Linked DNA regions of Homo sapiens: region 2 is linked to region 1. A link is a loop called in an ENCODE intact Hi-C map of the cell type or tissue named here. Cell type or tissue: K562. All regions are shown on one strand.

What was found. Hi-C counts contacts between places; a loop is a spot of excess contacts. Peaks named below come from ENCODE experiments on the same cell type or tissue, not always from the same donor. Only the 100,000 strongest peaks of a DNase experiment are listed, where the experiment ranks them.
Region 2: a loop joins it to region 1, with 2.6 times the contacts of the local background. A loop is called at or near these places in 2 of 110 quality-filtered maps.

The regions. Positions count from the first base shown.
Region 1 is chr6:83,973,307-83,975,806 of GRCh38, reverse strand. No RefSeq gene overlaps it. Among named protein-coding and RNA genes, the nearest start is that of LINC02857, 46 kb to the left of the region's middle. RefSeq lists a cis regulatory region at 751-1,356. In K562, no CTCF peak of the experiment used is centred here; a DNase peak (open chromatin) is centred at 1,056.
Region 2 is chr6:84,213,584-84,216,083 of GRCh38, reverse strand. It overlaps CEP162 (centrosomal protein 162), which reads left to right. Exons shown (of 27, transcript NM_014895.4): 4 at 162-308; 5 at 619-802. Among named protein-coding and RNA genes, the nearest start is that of CEP162, 13 kb to the left of the region's middle. In K562, no CTCF peak of the experiment used is centred here; no DNase peak of the experiment used is centred here.

The DNA of each region.
Region 1 (2,500 bases):
CATGTTATGTTAAATTAAGTAATCCTATGTTTTCTCTGGGAATTAGGGTTACTGAGAGTTAGAATAGTAGGAGAATAAGATGCGGTTTTGGTGAAGTTTGCAAAAAAAACAATGAGGATGTGATTTTTGCTTAAGAAAATGTACTTTTTTTTTCCAATTTGAAGGACCTTTCTACTGGTGTTGAGAAAAAAAACACTATTTGCATCCAACCATTTGTGGTAAACTGGTAAGTTTGTATTAATATCTCATGAGTAGAGTTCTGAAGTAAAAGCTATAGGATCTTTATTTGTACGAGTATGTGTATGTGCTTAGATGTGTTTATCTGTACATATGTGTATGCATGCTTAGGTGAGTTAAGGTGTACATACATGTGTTTTGTTACGTGTTGTGGCCACAAGGTACCAAATTGGATTAGAAATAAAGGACTACTCAGGAATTAAGTAAATGAGCCAAAATGCTTTGCAAGTTCACGTGACATAAGTAAATTGCAAATAAACAAGCTGGCTTTAAAGTTATTGGTAAAATAAAATTAGAAATGTCTTCAGAATTGTCAGCCTACATTATTGTTTAGATTTATTAGCTAGGAAGTTTTCTATTTATCTCTGCTAAATATTATGAGGTATCAAGATTTAGCATGAGTTATAAAGCTGTAAATGTAGCCCCAAAGAGAATTTTATCTTATATAATTTTTTGATAAATAAGAAATTTAATATTATTGTGAGAGAGAAGAGAGAAAGAAATCAACTAGGCAGATAGTTAGGGCTAGAGTCCTCAGTAGAATTCCCTTCCAACAAAAAGCAGCTTCTCTTCTAACAAAAAGCAGCCCAACAAGTCATTTCTCTTTTAGCAAAGAGCAGCCTGAAAGATCAGGCTGCAAACACAGATAAGGAAGGCAAGTTCTAACACAGAATGGGACCTCGTATGTAATCAACAAGTTTTGCTGATATATATTGAGCCCAAGTAGAGCACATTCCTCTCCCTTCTTGGAAATGCTCAGACAAGGAGGCTTGCACAGGGGAAGTGCCTGCAGCAGCACTGATAAGAAGAGCGACCCTGGACCAGGCACATCCACCACAGAGGGTTCTGACCCTCTCCTCTTTTTTTTTTTTCCACACATACGCAGTAGGAAGAGATAAGCAAGATGGAGTAACTCAGACTAAGGAGCCCACATGTGCACTAGAAAGGTTGGGGTGAAGACTGTCAGAAATTTGTGCCATATGCAAATGAAACACCTACTCCTGATTTTTTTTGTGCAGTATATAAATGAAACACACCTCCCCACCAGTTTGTCTATAAAAACCTTTGCATTTCACTGTAAAATGGCAACCCATTTTTCTAGGACCCCTCTTGGTGCCAGAGAGCTTTCTTCCTTTTGCTTATTAAAATTCTGCTCTAACTTCACCTTTGGAGTGTCCAGGTCCTTGATTTCCTCAGCCATGAGACCAAGAACTTTCGGTGACACCCCAGACAACAAGGCTGGTTTCAATTGGTTTAACTAAAACAACTAAATCTTGAATTATTGGCAACTCCCCCACCACCTATTTATTTAACCTTAAGGTTCTTACTTAGATAAACACCTGAAATCCATAGGCTATAAAAATGGATAATAGGGAAATAACTTTAAATGATTATCATAGTTTTCATAACGAATCTAGGTAAAATATTAAGAAATTAATTAGGTAAGTATAATGGAATAAATGCTTATAAAAACTTGTCATATAATTTAGAATCTAAAGTTAAATTAATAATAAATATTAATTAAATGGGTCTTTCCAATATTTTAAAAAAATTACAGGAAAACATTTTTCTAAAAAATAATGGGTCCTTATTAAAAAAAAAATTTTGTCTACTTCAAAGGTTATTTAAAGGTTATTTATAAAACAAGGTAAAGGAACCATTAAGTAAGAGAGATGACAAGAAAGTTGTAAATATAAAGAGGTATTAAAAGGAATATAATTTTATATGAGAAACAATTTTGTATTATACATTTTTTGCCCTAAAATAAAATGCCTGGTTATTTAAGAAAAAAGAATGTTTAGGATAAAACAGGAAGTCCAAACATGTCATAAATGGTTTGTGTAAATTGTAATAGGGTTTGTAAAAAGTGAATTTATGAAAAAAACCTATGTGATCAAGTTGGCTATAATTAAAAGGAAATTGATTTACTCTTAATAAAAGATATTAAAAGGTACTGATTTATTTTTAATAAAATTACAAGAGATTTTAAATTTTTAAACCCAAAAGTTCTTTTATTGCATCTCACTGTGTTTAGCTTTGTTTACCCTTTGAGAAGGCCTGAGATAATAACTTTCTTCTTCAACTCTTTCATCAGCTCCTGTAACCTTTTTTCCTTAGGTTCTAACTGATGTTGTGGCCTGCTGCTAAAAACGCTTTATCTTAAAGTTCTAAAAGGAAATGTTTTCTTCTAACATAACATTCTGGGCTCTTGACTTTATGAAATCAAAAACTTTCACTTATGACCCAGGATACACTCTTCCTC
Region 2 (2,500 bases), 240 kb before region 1:
TCTTTTGTGAGTGTTAGGTCTGATGGATTTTTATTTAATAGAGCAGATTTATTTTATAGCTACTGTGCACAAAATTAGCATAACATTATTATTGTGTTGTCATAGTGGCCAAAACAATTCTTTGAACATAAATCTTCATCTGTATTAAATTGTGTACCTAGGACTTCTTGGAACAAATGTGAGCTATTTGAAAACAAAGAAGACTTCTCAGCCTGTTATGGAAATAGAAGAGGAGTCTGCTGAAAAGATTCAATTTCTTAAGAGCAGTGGAACCTCTCTCTTAAGTACTGATAGCTTAGAAACAAATGGTAAGAAATGCAAGGGATATGAGTTGGTAAATTATTAATTGTTATGCTTATATTCAGAATTACAAAAATTATCTTGAAGCCTCCTTTACTGAAGCATGTAGACAGATTTAATATCTTCCTAGAGGTTTAGAATTATTCTAGAGAAGCTTTAAACCTTACGTATTATTAATATGAATTCATATTTGGTGAGTGAGAGTAAATATTTGTAAAATTTTTAAAATTTACTACATAATGTCAATAAATGCATCATTCAAATCAATGTTTTCAAAATTCTGTATATTACTAAAATATATTTGTGCTTTCCATTTAGAACTAGTAGTTTCTGAGCTCAACCATAGTAGTCTCGGAGTGGGATTGGACACATTAGAAGAACAAGAGGAGAAAGAACAATTTTTTGCCAGGCTTGAGAAAGGCTTGACATCTTCCATTGATTATTCGAGATTAAATAAGGAATTGGATTCTAATGACTCTACACATTTTAAAGCTTTACATAGGTAAAGTACAGTGTAAACTATTAATGATTTTTATGATTTCTATGTTTTTGGAAGGCTGATATATGTGTGATTTTAAATAGGTAAACATTATAACAGGCAAACTTAAATCTTATTTTTTAAATCTATTATCTGTTCATTTTATAGTTAGGGTTTTTCTTATGTGTGAGTAGAATATGTTTCTTGGTATTTGAGAGCCCATGCTGCCTCCACAATCTGAAATTTCATGCTATTGAGACTAATAGTACATTGCCAAGAAGTCCTTACTAGGAAAGTCATTTATTAATTCATTTTCCACAGACAAATAAAGAGAGTCCAGGTTACCATTATAAACTCAGGAAAAAAAATAACAGAAAGGGAAGTGGGAACCAAGGAGCAAAGACAAGTTTGATCTGTGTCTTAACCTCTGTATGGTTGGCCCTGATGGTTATCGGGAAACCTCATTTATTCTAGAAATCCCACTAGTTCACTGAACTGGTCCTCTCTTTATTACACTAGACCATTGCCATTCTCAAGACCTTTGAAACCTGAGGTCTTTAATGCCCTTATTTAGTTATCCATGTAATTCTTAAAATTATGAATGGAAAGAAGATCATAATTTTATTTAGGATTTTGAGATCACAAAGGTATAATTAAGGGTCAGGAGAATCATAATCTCTGATTATTAGAGTGCCTAGGCTCTGCAGGATGGTTAGTTTTTTATAGACAGTGGATAAAGAAATGCATTTACCTTCATGAACTTTGCGGGGTCTGAGATTTTTACCCTACTTGGCAAGCTAACAAGCTAGCCTTCCGGTTTTATGATGTTGACAATAGACAGAAGATTCCTGGATCAGAATTAAAGAACAAAGGCAGTACCTGAGTGTCGCATTTGTTCGCATTGGTTCCCCATGCCCTATGATTATGCTGAGGGCAAGTCAAAGGATCCATAATGGATGTATTCACACACAATGGGCTGTGTTACAGAAGAGGAACACTGAGCTTGGAAAATGTATTACTTTTTTTTGAGACGGAGTCTCGCTCTGTCGCCCAGGCTGGAGTGCAGTGGCACGATCTTGGCTCACTGCAAGCTCCACCTCCCGGGATCACACCATTCTCCTGCCTCAGCCTCCCGAGTAGCTGGGACTACAGGCGCCTGCCACCACGCCTGGCTAATTTTTTGTATTTTTTAGTAGAGAAGGGGTTTCACTGTGTTAGCCAGGATGGTCTCGATCTCCTGACCTTGTGATCCACCTGTCTCAGCCTCCCAAAGTGCTGGGATTACAGGCATGAGCCACCGCGCCCAGCGAAAATGTATTACTTTTATAGTAAGTGGAAACAAGCCTGCTCTTTGTTTGGTCGGAAATGTTACCCAAATGGCATGGTGAAAAATGATCAGCATCTTGTACTCTTGGCATATTCAGCAAGAATGTGCAGGGACACTCAGGGCCTATGGTCATTGCCTCTCCCAACGTTGTCAATACAGATTAAGCATGCGCGGGTTTGTGGGCCACAACTTTTTGCCACTTTGCTACATTTTTTAACTTTTTTCTTATTTCTTAACAGTATTCTTATCTATTGATATTTCTGCTGTAGAACAGGCCGGTCAAAGTACAGAATAGCATTGAACATGCAATATTAGGTGTTTGTAGCTCTCATCATTATTATATAGTCTTATAGTTTCTCTAACGATCTCACTAAATAGGGTTGATAGACTGAAAA